Linked DNA regions of Mus musculus: region 1 is linked to region 2. Evidence: chromatin loops called from intact Hi-C (ENCODE). Cell type or tissue: gastrocnemius. All regions are shown on one strand.

Evidence for each region. A loop is a pair of places that touch in the nucleus more often than their neighbours do. Peaks named below come from ENCODE experiments on the same cell type or tissue, not always from the same donor. Only the 100,000 strongest peaks of a DNase experiment are listed, where the experiment ranks them.
Region 1: it touches region 2 in a loop (2.3-fold over the local background); 3 of 42 quality-filtered maps call a loop at or near these places.

What each region holds. Positions count from the first base shown.
Region 1 is chr1:59,687,396-59,695,395 of GRCm38, forward strand. Nop58 (NOP58 ribonucleoprotein) reads left to right here. Exons shown (of 15, transcript NM_018868.2): 2 at 3,091-3,167; 3 at 4,942-4,994. Snord70 (small nucleolar RNA, C/D box 70) reads left to right here and starts at 4,563; the gene lies at 4,563-4,615. LOC115485825 (a small nucleolar RNA gene) reads left to right here and starts at 5,114; the gene lies at 5,114-5,197. In gastrocnemius, a CTCF peak has its summit at 3,258 (motif pointing left); no DNase peak of the experiment used is centred here.
Region 2 is chr1:60,094,345-60,102,344 of GRCm38, forward strand. Wdr12 (WD repeat domain 12) reads right to left here and starts at 3,563. Exons shown (of 13, transcript NM_021312.5): 1 at 3,163-3,563; 2 at 88-182. The coding sequence starts at 3,203. Carf (calcium response factor) reads left to right here and starts at 3,903. Exons shown (of 16, transcript NM_139150.5): 1 at 3,903-3,963. In gastrocnemius, no CTCF peak of the experiment used is centred here; DNase peaks (open chromatin) are centred at 3,308 and 3,917; H3K4me3 peaks cover 2,947 bases; H3K27ac peaks cover 2,698 bases.

The sequences.
Region 1 (8,000 bases), 410 kb before region 2:
CTTCTTTTTCCATGATCTTTCAAAATGCTAGAATATAAATTAGATTTTGAGAGAAAGCCCTGTTGGCACAGACTAATGCCTGTACTAATGAATTATAATTCCTGGAAGGGAAGACAAGAATCCTGACCAAAAGTTCCAGTTATGCAAGTAACTTAATGAGATCGTGTCACAAAATAAAAGTTAAAAAGAGGGCTAGGGATAGAGCTCATAGTAAAACACTTGCCTGGCATGTGTGGCCCTAGGTTCAAATTCCAGACATTCCAAATATCTTCAGTTACATTGACTACTTCCTCATGCTTGGGTTAGGCAGTGAGTGTTCCAACTACTGCTTAGACTGCTGCCTACTTGCAGTGTACTATGTCTTCAGGTTGTGAGCCACCATGTGGTTGCTGGGAATTGAACTCAGGACCTCTGCCTCTGAAGAGCAGTCAGTGCTCTTACCACTAGCCCCAAATTAATAATTTTTTTAAAAATTAGACAACTATAAAAACTTTATTTTTATTTATTTATTTATTTATTTTTGGTTTTTGAAACAGGGTTTCTCTGGATAGCCCTGGCTGTCTAGGAACTCACTTTGTAGACCAGGCTGGCCTCGAACTCAGAAATCCACTTGCCTCTGCCTCCCAAATGCTGGGATTAAAGGTGTGTGTCACCGCACACCTGGCCGAAAACTTTATTTTGTTCAAACTGTTGTTACTAGAAACAATATAAGGATATATGGTAGCATGATTGGGTATAGCCAAAGTTTTGTTTGCTCTACACATTTTCTAAATATTTGGATAACTATTAATCATCATGCTTTTATTACATTTTCTTTGTTGCTTTAACTTTAGTTTTAAGAATGATGATAATTTGGCGCTAAAGAGATGGCTTAGTGGCTAAGAGCACTTGTTCTTGCAGAGGACCCAGCTTCCTGACACCCAGTCACATGGTGCCTCACAACTATTTGTACCTCCAGTTCTAGGGGACACTCTTGACCTCCAACAGCAGGCATGCAAGTGGTACACATACATGAATTCAGGCAAACACATTCATATAAAATAAAGCGAATGGTGGTAAAAATAAACCTTCCAAATACGACAGTTCTGTTAATCTGTTATCTTCTAATATTTTCTTTTTAAATAGAAGAAAATGTGAATTTTTCAAGAGTTACTCTCAATTTTTTTCTTGACAGTTGGTGAGCAATGAGTCTCAGAACAATTAGAAATTGAGACTTTTGTGTGGGTAAGATAACTTCTAATATATACTCATGGGTCTATATCATATACAAAATAAAATAACTAATTCAACTGGTGTATGCTATACAGTACAAGTTGTAGCTTACAATTTTTGACACCAGCACTGTTTTGTAATTGGTAGCTCTATTGCTTGATTTCTTCAGTCTTTCAAGTTTGTTTGATTAAAATTAAACTCTGAGGCTAGAGAGATAGCTCAGCCCTTAGGAGTCCTGGTTGTTCTTTCAGAGAACCTAGATTAAGTCTCAACACCTACGTTCAGCTCACAACCCTCTGTAATAACCTTTCAGGGAACCCATCTCCTCTGGCAACTGGTGCACAGACATGCAGGCAAAACACCCATGTACATAAGATAAAAGCATAGAGATAAAAGTTAATTGATATATATATATATATATATATACACACACACACACACATATATACACACACACATATGAGAGAATGAAATATATATCTGGTGCTGACCTCATTTGCTGCATAGTCAAGGATAACCCATAAATGTTAATATGTAACTGTTCTGTGATCTAGACCTGACAATTACCGGCTATTTTGTCAAAAAAAGTATGTGCATAATTGTATAGTGCATTGTGTCATAGTTAGCATGCTTTATTATAATGCTGATTATATTAACCTGTCATTAATTGTAAAATATCCCTATTTGAGGGGTGTTTGGTATAGAGAGTGTAGATTTGAGGATTGGCTTGATTTATCATACAGAAAATTGGTGTTGAAATGAATCTTTAATTTACTCTTTTGGATTTACTCTTTTGGTTTTTTGAGACAGGATTTCTCTGTAGCCATGGCTATTCTGGAACTCACTCAAGCTCAGAAATCTGTCTGCCTCTGCCTCTGCCTCCCAAGTGCTGGGATCAAAAGTGTGCGCCACCACTGCCTGGCTTTTTTTTTTTTTTCCCCCTCTACTTGCTCCAGTCAACTCTGCTTGCTCAGTCCCTGCTCCCTCTGACCCAAAGATTTATTTATTATTATACATAAATACACTGTAGTTTTCTTCAGACACACCAGAAGAGGGCACCAGATCTCATTATGGGTGGTTGTAAGCCACCATGTGGTTGCTGGTATTTGAACTCGGGACCTTCTGGAGAGCGGTGTTCTTACCCACTGAGCCATCTCTCCAGTCCCTTTAATTTACTCTTGATTTTATGTAAAGAAACCTATGTAAAGAAAGTCTTAAAAGTGGGTCAGAGGTTCTAGCTTAGTTAGGAATGCTTGCACAGAGCACCTTGAACACTGCGTAAACTGGCACATAGCCCATAATCCAGCACTGGGGATGTGAGGCAATGGTTTGTTTTTAATTATGTATGTATTTGTGAGTGCAAATGCCTGATTAGGCCAGGGGTACCTGATATGTCTGGAGCTGTAGTTGTAGGTGTGGCCTGTTGTGAACACCATATGTAGGTTTTGGCAGTATAACTTGAGTCCTGGAGAAGTACAACATACTCTCCCACTGAGCCCTCTTCTCAGCCCCAAAGCTTAACGATTTCATTTCATTAGTTAACCCCACTTACAGAAATCTGCCCTAAGTGTTTGTCAACACAAAAGTATGGTTAGGCACTTAGGAGAAAAAATTGAACACATTTAAATACCAGTAGGGACAGAAATTATTGTATACTCACACAAGTCTAGATTGGTAATAATATAGGAAAGATTCTAAAAGACTATAACTAGGTTTAACTTAGACAATTAATTTGACTATAACTTAATGCTGCATAAGAAAACTAGCTTATTTCAATAAGAGAAAAACTTTTTCCTCTTATTTTATGTGAATAGTTGTTAACTTGAAAAATAGTTGTATATGTCTAAATTGCTTTTGAAAAAAACTGGTTTATTGCAGGTTCTGAATGAGAAGAAACTTCAAGAGGTTGATAGTTTGTGGAAAGAATTTGAAACTCCAGAGAAAGCAAATAAAATGTAAGTAATCGGGCGGGTGAGGTGGTTCAGCGGGTAGGAGCACTGACTGCTCTTCCAAAGGTCCTGAGTTCGGATCCCAGCAACCACATGGTGGCTCACAACTCTCTGTAATAGGATCTGATGCCCTCTTCTGGCGTGTCTTAGGATAGCTACAGTGTACCTATGTATATTAATAAATAAATATTTTTTTTTTTTTAATGTAAGTAATCTTGAAGAATTTAGGTGTATAGTAGTTTGTGGGGACCTCCTCATTTGTATGCTATTTTCAGCTTTTTGGTTTTTGGAAATCTATTTTGTGAACAGTGTTAGTGTGAATTTAATGAAAGCTGGATTTTGTTTGGCAGTGTGGGTATTAAGACAGGTTGTAGTCTTTGCTGTCCTGGTAGTGCTGTAGATTAGGCTGACCTCGAACTCACTTGCTCTGTCTCCAGAATGCTGGGATTAAAGGTGTGCACCACCGCCCAGTAATTGAGGCTGTTTTATTTGGAACATTGGTCATCACAATTTGTACTGTAGATTACAGTGGGCAATTACCCAAGGGATATTTGAGGACATACTATACCATAATTAAATGTAAACTTTTCAAAGAAGGAGTTGTATAAAGTGTGAGCAAGTTTTCTTTTTTGTGGGTTGATAATTCAAAGGCTTTCTAGTTTACTCTGTAGTGTATTTATCTTCCATGACTTATTTCTGTCTAGCTCTTGGGGATAAAAGTAGGTTGTAAATTCTAGGTTTTAAAGTACTCCCATGTCTCCTCAACTAAATTGGTTGAGGGGCAAGGCAGTAGGGTAGAGTTAGGGTCAGCATTTAACCCTTCCTGAATCATCCTGTAAAATAACCCAGCAGGTGTGTGTAGTCCTGAGAAGAAACTCTGATCCAGTTGTCTACCCCCAAGGGAGGGGCCATACCTGTGGATGCCCATGTTTAGTCATACATCTGCTACTGCTGATAAATGCACCGAAGAGTAAAGCATGGCTAACTGAGAGAAAAGTGAAACATAAATACAGTCATCATTTGTGGTTCCATCAGTAATAGCATTGTTGAATTGATTGAGTATATATGCATGGGGTAGGTCTTTTAGTGATTTGGAGAGATGTTCATGATACACTGAGGAAAACCGTGCTCCAGAGTAATTTAATATAATTCCACTTATATCTCTCTGTATCCTTGAATATCTAGACAAGATCTGAGAGATAGAGAATGGAGTTTCATACAAGCAGAAATGGGGTTAGGATAGGACCAAGAAATACAATCAGTACTTTTTTCTTAGCATCTGTATGCTTATAAGTGTGCATTTGGACTATCAGCATTTACCTTTCCAGATAAGAAAAATTTGCTTCAACTAATAGTGTTTTAAGGAATATAGGAGACTTCATTGTTGTCAATGATGTATACCTTTTGGAACTGAATCTAAGTGATTTAACAAAAATTCGTCACTACCACTGAGACAACAATGAATTAACTAATACATTTTCTTTGTACAGAAAGCACTATCATATACATAAAGTATATGTATATGATTTCTCTGTATAGCCCTGGCTGACAATAAGCTATTTTTCAATCACACTTCTTCTACCTGGAGGGTTGGTTGGTTAGTGCTGAGGATAGAACCCTGGTCCTTGGCTATACTAGGAAATGCTCTACCATTGAACCAAATTTCCAACTTTGGTTTATTTAGTATATGCTATATAGAAACAGCTAGCTTCTATTTTCTGGCTATGTAGCTTTTGCAGAATCATTTCTTTCAATAACATTTGTTCTCTTCTAATTCTAGAGTAAAGCTAAAACATTTTGAGAAATTTCAGGATACAGCAGAAGCATTAGCAGGTAAATAAGAATTTAAAGTAAAAGTTTTCTTTTTTCTTTACTTTTTTTTTAATTTAAAAATGTAGCATTTGTTTTTCTTATTAAAAGGTTATTGTCTTCCGTTGCCTGAGTTAATCTTCCTCAATGTTGTCAATGATGCATCTTATTGGAACTGAATTTAAGTGATCTAACCCATTCGTCACTACCACTGAGACAACATTGAGTTAGCTTTTTTCACCATAGGGTTGGTTTCCCCCATGTGATGAGAGATGACAAGTGGTTAAATTGATCTCCCTGTGGAAAACCAACAGCCTAATGCTGAAGCACAATTCAGTAAGAGCTGTTCTACAAGGGACCAAGGTAATGTGGCCATGTACCCAGCTCTCTAATAATTTTATTAATTCAAGGGTAAAGTTGAGACTAGCCACTAGAAATAAAACAATTGGTAATAAAGCTTGCCAGAGTATACAAAAGCATATCAATATTAAAAGTTGAAAGGAAATAGTTCTTTAAAATAAATAAGTGTGTGCATATATATATATATATATATATATATATATATATATATATGCGCACACAAAAGGGCATGAGAGCTTATATAAGGAAACATAATTTTTTGTTTGTTTCATTTAATTTAAAGAAGGGGGTAATTCAGAGCCTTCAAATTTGGGTCATGTTGGGGGACAGGCATGTTCTGTGTCATTAATCACCCAATTATTTGATTGATTGAGAATGAAGGACTATAAAAATGGTTTAAAACTCGACAAGAATTTTATAGGTCTAAACACTTTCATTAATCACACATGGGGAAAAGATACTGCTTTGATGGAAATATTGAGATATAAGTAGTCTCCTGACTACTGGGATGTGCCACCATATTTGGTCCACACTTTTTTTGGGTTTAGTTTTTTTGAGACAGGGTTTCTCTGTATAGCCCTGACTGTCCTGGAGCTCACTTTGTAGGCCAGGTTGGCCTTGAACTCAGAAATCCGCCCGCCTCTGCCTCCTGAGTGCTGAAATAAAAGACATGGCCAAACACAAAGCAAGTTTCTGTACTACCAATATCTAATGAACTGATCACAATCTTTGAAACAGACCTATGAGAGAAGGATATTATCTTTGTTATAAGTGATAAAACATAGGTTTATAATAAACATTTTTGGAAACGAGGGAACTATGTCAAGAATTCCATGAGAGAAACTTCTACAATTAATGTCTTAGTTTTTATCAGATGAATTTTTTTTTTCCTGGTAATTGATGGTATATTGTCTCTTACAAGTTGGTTTGCTTTGGGGCTGGGGAGCATAGCTAGAAGACCCTGCAACTGAGGATGGCGTTTAATTTATAGTGGCCTTAGACAAGCACTCCACCAAACTGGCCAGTATGCCAGGTTCTGTGAGCAGTTCATGCAGGTACACTTAGCATGACAGAAGACAATTTTGTGAAGTCACTTCTCTCCTTTTCACCTTTACATAGATTCCAGGGACTGGATTTGGTTTCCCAGGTTGATTGAATGGCAAGCATTTTACCTACAGAACCACCTTCCTGGTCCTATAAGGCAGAACCAAAACGGAGTAACTGTAGATCAGAGTATACAATTTAGATTTTGTAGAATTAATATTCTCTGATAGAAGTTAATTTATAGCATTTCTTTTACCATTTTGTTTACTTGGAAGGGTACAATTGTGTCAGAGGACAGTTAGTGAGAGTGTTCTGTTCTCTTTACCAGATAGATCTTGGGGGTCAAACTTAGGGGCTCAGTTTGGTGGCAGAAGCCTTGGCCCATTGGGGTGTCTTGTTTGGCCTTGTTTTTTATTTGAAGTTACTTTTTAACAATTTATTGATTCAGGCATTTATGTAAATAAGTGTTTTCTCTACATGTTTACCTGCACATCAAAAACGGGCATCGGATCCCATGGAACTCTCCATTATTAGAGGGTTGTGAGCTGTAGTGTGGTGCTGAGAATTGAATCCAGGACCTCTAGAGAATAGCTTAGTTCAGGCCCCTGAAGTTATATGAGCAAGTTTTTTGAAGTGATAAGTATTGTTTGATTGAAGAAGATGGTGACCTAGTGGAATCTAGTGTTAGTCTAGTATAGAGATTTTACACTTAGAAAAAGTATGTTTGGGGCTGGAGAGATGGCTCAACGGTTAAGAGCACTGACTCCTCTTCCAAAGGTCCCGAGTTTAAATCCCAGCAATCACATGGTGGCTCACAACCATCTGCAATGAGATCTGATGCCTTCTTCTGGTGTGTCTGAAGACAGCTACAGTGTACTTATGTATAATAATAAATAAATCTTTTTAAAAAAAAAGAAAAAGTATGTTTAAGGGAAGGACTATTGTGTATGCTGGATTAAAACTAAAATTGGGTAATACAGAAGATTACAAACTAGAAATGAGCTGGAGAGACTGGCTGCTCTTTCAGAGGACCCAGATTCAATTCCCAGTACTCACATGGCAGCTCACAGGAATTCATAATCCTAATTCAATTGGAAGGGATCTGATGCTCTTGTGGCCCTTATAGGCATTAGGCCTGCACATGGTGCATAGACATACATCTAGACAAAACACCCATATACATAAAACAAAAATTTAAACTTAAGCTAGGAACATGAAATGCAATTTTAATTTTAAAGAGCTTTGTGTGTGTGTGTGTGTAGTACTAAGGATTAGGCCCAAGGTCTTTCACATGCTAAACAGACACTTTATCCCCAGCCCAAAGAAAAGAATAAAGAAAGTCTCTTTACAAAAAGGTAGATATTAGGAATCAGTGTATACAGTATTAGAAGGCAGAAGAAAATAGCCAGGGTTCTATAAAACCCTTTCATAAATGCCAGGAATGATGATGCACATGTTTATCCCAGCACTTGGAAAGCTAAAGGCAGGCTCACAAATTTGATGCCAGCTGAGGCTATAGACTGCCCTATAAAAAGAAGCTGAATCTTTTTATTTATTTATTTATTTATTTATTTATTTATTCTATGTAAGTACACTGTAGCTGTCTTCAGACACTCCAGAAGAGGG
Region 2 (8,000 bases):
AAGCCAAACCAAACCAAACCAAACCAAACCCCTATTTAAGTTTATCTGTTGGTACTGTGCTTCACTTCTCAGAGCATAAACACTTACCATTTTTGGTCTCCAGCAACTTATTGATAATGTTACTAAGGTCCGCAACTTCAGCAGCGGCAGGGATTGAGAAAGGGACATCATCCACTGCGTATCTGTAAGAGGAAATGACATGTCATATTGTGTTTACACATATTTTGGCAAATCTTTCTTCATTCAATAGCTTTTTTTGGGTACTTCATGCAAGACTTGCTACATGGTATAAACAAAATGATGTAAAGACGATGTCTTTAATCTTTTTTTTTTTCCTTTTTTTTTTGTAGAGCCCTGGCTGTTCAGGAACTTCCTCTGTACACCAGGCTGGCCTGGAAATGACAAAGATCAGCCTGCCTGAGTATTGGGATCAAAGGTGTGTGCCACCACAGCTCAGCAAGTCTTTATTCTTAAAATAAGGAGTGTGGACACAGTGTCCTAAAGGATAAGGTGATTAAAGCTAAGTCACTTCAACCAAAGAAAAGGGGTGGAAGTTCAGGACCCAAAAGGATGCACAAAAAAGATCATTCTTAAGCCAGAGCTACAAGAAGTGATTCTGGCCAGGGAAGGGAAGGGTAGCCGGGAAGGAGAACGTGGGAAACCAGCAACAGCAGACCAGAGATGAGACTAAAGACATGTAGAGTGTTTTACATCCTGTATACTTTGACACAGTTTTTAATTCTTTTCTTTCTGTAGGCAACAAGAAACCACTGTAGCAGTCCAAGTTAAGGTACAATAGCAGCACTCTGTTTAGTGAGATCTTTATAGCTGTGCAACAGACTGGATCAGAAAAATATGACTGGAAACATAAGAATCTCAAAGAAAAAAAAATTGGAAATCATTTATTTAGTAAGGAACTTGTATCCAAAATATATAAAGAACATTTACAGTTGAGTAATAAAAAGTCTTTCTTATTTTAAACATGGATAAGGAATTCGAATAGATAGTTTTCCAGAGAAAGAGCAAAGACCAGCAGGCACAGGACCAAACACAATGCATATCACTTGACATCCATAAGGGTACAAATCAAGTGTAGGTGAAGATACAGTGCTGTGATGATGTAAAACAGTAGTTACTTTGGAAGATGGAAGTCAGTGTGCCATTTCCTCTAGAAGTTAAATGTGGACCCAAGAACCATACTTTTAGGTACATGCCAAAGAAAACACATGTTCACTGTACATAGTGGCATGGGCCTTTAATACCAGCATTTAGAAGGCAAAGGCAGGTGTATCCATGGGTCTGAGGCCAGCCTTTGGCTACAGTGAGATCCAGGCCAGCCAGGGCTACACATGTTCACATAAAAACTGTACATTAATGCTTACATAGCCACTATTCATAACAGCTAAAATATTGAATGTCTAACTGGACAACAAGAGAAACTAAGCCATACAATGTGGCCATAAAATAAAATGCAACGATATTCTGTCTTATGAATAAACTAAAAAACAAAACAAAAAACCAACCACCATGCAAGCAAAGATGCCATCCACAAAAGACCACACATTTTGCATAATTCATTAGAAAAGTGTCCAGAATAGGCAAATCTACAAATAGATGGTAAATGGATCAGGAGTTGACTTGGGTGGCAAGCATTCAAGGGATGGAGTGTCAACTAAAGAAAAGGCAGTTTAGAGCCAGGAGGTGGCGAACACCTTAATCCCAGCACTCAGAAGGCAGTGCCAACTGGAGGGAACAATTCTAGGACAGCCAGGTCTACACAAAGAAACCCTGTCTTGAAAAACCAAAAATACAACAAAAAAAGGGGGTGGGGGTGGTGGTTTTTTCCAAAAAGGATTGTGTGAATGTTTATACAACTCTATTAGTATGATGCACCTGAATTCTATACATTATGTATATATATATATATATATATATATATACACACACACACACACACACACATATATATATATATATATATTTTTTTTTTTTTTTTTTTTTTTTGGTTTTTCGAGACAGGGTTTTTCTGTATAGCCCTGGCTGTCCTGGAACTCACTTTGTAGACCAGGCTGGCCTCCAACTCAGAAATCCACCTGCCTCTGCCTGCCGAGTCGTGGAATTAAAGGCGAGCGCCATTATACATGTATCACCAGCAACGTTGACATCTATATGACTTATTAATATATAGACACAGAAGTACACACATACAAATATATACACACAGTCCTTGTTTTATCAACTAGAGAGAAGCCAAGGTCCTCTGAAATGAGGAAATTCCCTTATAGTGGTTGTCTGCAGGCAAGTCTGCGGGAACATTTTCTGGACTAATAACTGATGTAGGAGGAACCAGCCCACTGAGTAGAGCCACCCTGTATTTTAAAAGCAAACTTAGCTAGCTAGCCATTGGGAGAGCAAATGCAGCTTGCCCCCACCCCCACCCCTCACCTCTGGTTTCTGCTTCAGTTCCTGCCAGGAGTTCCTCCTATCTTGGCCTCCTCTGAGATGACTGTAACCCTTTCCTCCCCAAATTGCTTTTTGTCAGTGTTTTATCACAACAAGAGAAACCTAAGTTGGACACACTCACACAAAATACACCTAATCAAATCGGACACTGAATTGGCTTCATTCTAATTAAAAAAACAGCTCTACAAACTCCATAGCCAGTTTCTAGTCTGTTTGGGGGGGGGGGGGGGATGAAGTTGTGCTTTCAGAAACCACGAGACACCGTTAACGGACAAGCCTGTTCAACTCTCAAATTACTGACATGATGTGTGCAGCATGCAGAAAGCAAACGTGAAGCCCTGGTCCTCCACACACGTCAAATTATGAAAAGCTCATGAAAGTGGGTAGAAAACGGAGATTTAAGAAGACGTGAACACCGCTTCCAAATGAGACAGGGCAGAAGTGCGGGGCACGTGAAGGGGAAGGCGAATGAAGTCTTTTTTATTTTTTTCTATCAGTCAGCTTATCTTATTTGCAATAAATTCTTTTAATTGTAGCCATTATAATTATTAAAGTTCTTTCAACTTTGATTTACTAAAACCTTGTCCGTTTCTTCTTTAATGTATATCCCCAGTCAAAACAGCAAGGATCAAATCGAAGGAGTCTTCAAACGAGATCGGCTCCTGGAAGACAGGGACAGAAGCTGGAACCCTTACTTACTTCTTGTTCTCGCTGTAGAAACGTGCCTGGAGTTGTGCCATGGCTGAATATACACACGAGACTTCTCCACGAAAATGTGTGCGTTGATAATCAAGCAGCTCTAAGGTAGACTGCGCCGCAAGCGCAGCAGGAGCTAGGCTTCAGTTAGCTCCCTCAGGTTCCTACAGAACATACCACGAGGTTCGATTTCCACCAGCGCCCAGCCCGCACACATCAAGTACCTATTCCGAGATTTAGGAAACATCGATTAGTCAAGCGTAGTCCTAAAAGCATCCAGTCCCCTTAAGACTTTTGTTTCTTATCTATCTAGATTCGTAATCTATTAGGAAAATAAAGAAAATAACTAGCTTGAGCCAAATTTTAAGCGTGTCTTTAGACCCAGACCCTTTAGACTCAGCGCTCAGATACTACAAACCCCAGAAGGGAGCGCGTTTCAGACCCTCTGAACACTGGGAGTTGTAGGCTTTATTTATTTTGCCACACCGCATTTAGGGTCTCATATCTGCTTTTAATACTCCTTTCTCCGGGCAGATATTACACTTCCTGCTTCTTTATTCTGAGTGACAAAGGTCCCATCTGTTCGTCTTGTGTGCACTGTTCCAACAGCCAAATTCGGCCGAGACCATGTGTTCTTACCTCTGGCTTCAGAGCGGAAACTCGGGAAAGGAGAACGAGTCGGAAGGGAACTGGGCGACGGTGGCTGAGAAGGGTCTAATCTGATGGACCTGCGCTGCGCCTCCAGGAGGGGTGCGCCTGCGCATTGTGCTGGTCTCCACGGCGCGGCCTCGGAGCCAAGACGAGGTTGAGTAGTCTCGTTTTGAATTTTCTCCCTTCTGCTTACGGCGGACTCCCCTCTCGCGTTGTGGGGCTCGCTGCGGCGGCAGGGTTGGGGGAGCCGGAGGCCTGGCAGAGCTGTCTGTGCCCAGCGACCGGACGCTCCCTCCCAACCTCCCTTCGTCCCCCTGCCGCCTCCTCCCGTCACCTCCTGACCCTCCCGGGCTGGGAGCAACCGCCGGCCCCCGCCCCCGGCCGTCGCCGGACGCCGCTGTGCGCTGTCCCTGCGCCCTCGTCCGCCTCCACGGCGGCTCCTTCGCCGTGGGCCCGGGAGGGGCCCCGCGGCCGGGAGAAGGCAGGCTGCCGCAGGGGGAGGCGAGGTGTCTGTCCCGCAGAGGGTGCGGAGCCCGAGAACGCACCACCGCCACGGAGCATCCGAGTCCTGGGCCGGAGCGCCCGCCCGAGAGGGGCCTCTCCCCTCCTTTCCGAGTCTGACGTTTAGAAAAGTGTCCTCTGCACCTTCTCCCCTGCTTTCGGGCTTCTTTTATTATTATTATTATTATTAATTATTAATTATTTTTTTAATCTTGATGTCACTCAAAGGCTTGTCTCGGTCTCAATGGTCTCGATTATTACTCTAGTTATTTTCCTGAGTGGAGAATAGATGGGGGCTATTACTCTTAAGATCCCAAAGTCACTTTTTTAAGGCATTCGTCTGAAAACCTCCGGGGGTAGGGTGGGGTACAGGGACACACTACTCTGAGACAGCAATTTAGAGTCAGGCAGAACTGGATTGCAAAATGTGTTGGCTTAGCGGTATGAGTGAACCAGTGAATATGGTGAGAGGTTTTCTATATGTCGCCTAATTAAATTTAAATCCGTAGAAAACTAGAAGTTATCTAGTCAGTTGGAGGCGAAAACAATCATTTGTTAAGTGGACAACGACCCAAAAAGCATGACTGTTCTCAGTTTATTCATTTTACAGAATTGCATGCCCCATTACAGGAATGCCTGAATTTGATTCTACCTGTTACTTAACCTCTGTGCCACACTAAGATTAGCTGTGACAATTTAATGTCGCATAAGAAGCACTCAGAAAATGTTAACTATTTTTCTCATAAGAGCTACCAATAGAAGTTTTTACCACTGATGTAGGTGGAGGCATAAAATGAGAAAAACCTCTGCCCAAAATACAGGGAAAAAAAATTTCCTTGTTCAGATTGGGTTTGCTGATAACAGTGTTACCAGACGAATTAACTATTGAATTTTTACTGATAACATATAACTAATTAAAACATCATTTTAAACTTCCTTTAGTTTGGACTTAACAGATTAACAATACATTTGGAAGACAGTACATTTTTAAAATCTTAATTCGAGTGGAAAACTATGATTAGGAAGATATAGAACAGGAATTACTCAGAGTTCAGTTTGCAAAGCACACATCTTGAATTCACTAAAATATATTTTTATTTAGCTAAGGTATTTAGTTAAGGGAAGATAAGTGACTAAGAATACCTGGGACGAGCTTTTTTCAATAGTCACTTACATGTCTTAGCTGGTATGGCTTGCAGGCGTTACCTAGATAGCTAATGCTAGAGTGTTGGTTCTCTTAATTTTAGCTTATATCAACTGCAGACTTCTGGGATTCATTTATTGGGGTCCTCATGAAGACTCAGTGTTATCTGGAACAAGATTTCTTTTTCTTAACAGTCTCTTGGTGTTTGTTTATTTGTTTTTTGATATTAGGGATTTTTTTATTTGTTTGGTTTGGGTTTTTGAGGTTTTATGTTTTTGTTTGAGACTGGGTCCCTATGTAGTCCAGTATGGATTTCAATTGACTATGTTTCTCCAGATTAGCTTTGAATTCTAGGCTCACCTATTTCTACCTCCTGAATACTGGGATTATACCTGCCTGCAGCCAACCACACTTGCTTGTTGCTTGTTTTGAACCTTGAGTCTAACATTCTGGAATTAATCTCAGGGCTTTGTGTGTCCTAGACCAACAGTCTGCTGCTTAGCTATATCATGGCCCACGCTCTGGGATTTTAAGAGAATTAGCCTAGTTTCTTTTTATCCATGGGGTTTGTGTTCCTCAGTTTTGGTTACCTGCTGCCAATATGAAGTGGAAATCCTAGAAATAATTGATGAGTTTGAGATTGTATGTCTTTCTCAGTAACGTGATGTCTTGCACCATCCTACCTGGGGTATGAATCATTTATGAGTCCAGGGAGAGTGTCCACTCTCTGTGCTGCTCACCTATTAGTAGGTAGTAGGCTTTTGGTTATTAAGACATTATTGTAGACCTGTGACACAGTAAGTGCAAGAGTGGTGATAATGGCAATTCACATGTGCCAAAGAGAAGTTAAAAAGTGTTTAAATAAAATGGTGAAATTCATAATTTGGAAAGAAAAGCTATAGGCTAGTTTAGTAACGTCAGCAGTACAACAATATTTTAGAGACCACATTCACTTGATTTTAGGAATACATGTGGGCTCATGACTGTACCCAAGGGTAAGAGGGCAGAAAACCACTGTATTCCACTTACCATTAAATGGATAATCAAATCACTTCAGAGTCAGTGTAAAATAGAATATTAAGTAATACTTAAGGGCTGGCGAGATGGCTCAGTGTGTAAGAGCACCCGACTGCTCTTCCAAAGGCCCGGAGTTCAAATCCCAGCAACCACATGGTGGCTCACAACCATCCGTAACGAGATCTGACGCCCTCTTCTGGTGTGTCTGAAGACAGCTACAGTGTACTTACATATAATAAATAAATAAATCTTTTTTAAAAAAGTAATACTTAAGCTCTCAAAGAGCAAAGAAATAAAAACGTTTATGTGTGCAGAGTAAGAGCTGTAGAAGTTGTTGGGTGGTGATGTGGATGGTGGTGGTGATGGTGGTGGTGATGGTGGTGGTGATGGTGGTGGTGATGGTGGTGGTGATGGTGGTGGTGATGGTGGTGATGGTGGTGGTGATGGTGGTGATGGTGGTGGTGATGGTGGTGATGGTGGTGATGGTGGTGGTGCAGGTGGTGCCTTTAACTCCAGAACTCAGGAATTAAAGAGGCACGTGGACCCCTGTGAATTTGAGGTCAGCTTCGTCTACAGAGTGAGTTCGGGAAGAGCCAGGGCTACACAGAGAGACCCTATCTCAATAAAACAAACAAACAAAACAGAAGAAAAAATAAGAAAGAAAAAAATCTGTATAAATCAAGATTGTAGAAGTTTTTAGGGAAGACATATCCTAAACTAAAAGATATTTTAAACATGATCTTTAACTTTTCTACAAAAAGTTAAAAAGCTGGATCTGCCCACCTTTGCCTTTTAGTGCTGAGATTAAAGTTCTTTGCCCCCCAGCCCTCCACACACCTGGCTTGGATTATTGGTTTTAAAGGGTATATTTTAGTCCATAAAGGTTATGGTGGAAACACAAGATTGATGTTGACAGTTTTTCATAAAGTATACCTGAGATATTACCCTTAATGTTTTGAACAAATATATTGGCTATCGATCAAATGTCTATAGCTCAAGTATTACCCCTTCTAGAGAAATATCCTGACTAATCTCTAGCCCTCTGCCATGAGTTCACCATGTGCAACACAAATAGCCTTTATAAAGTAAAATCACAGAAGCACTAGTGTACCATTTCTTCCAAATCTTTATTTTTTTTAAATAGATTGATTTTTAATGATGTTAGTCTTGTTTGTGGTTTGTGCACATGAGTGCAGTGCCCACAGAGGCCAGAAGAGGACATAACATATGAAGCTGGGGCTTCAGGTGTTGTGGGCGTTGGGATGGTTGTGCTTTGGTCCTCTGCAAAGCAGTATGTGCTCATAACTACTGAACTACCTCTCCAGCCTTGTACCCTTTACCTTTGTAAAGTGATAGAAACATCCTAGAAAGCAATTTCCTGGAAAAAGAAAAGTGGGCTTTCTGGAGTTATTAAGTATTCTCCATCCGTAATGCTTCTTTCTTTGTGCTCTTTGTGACCAGTCCTGGTACTTCCTGCTTACACAGTATATTTGTCAGCACTAGAACTATAGGTTGTAGGTGTGGAAAC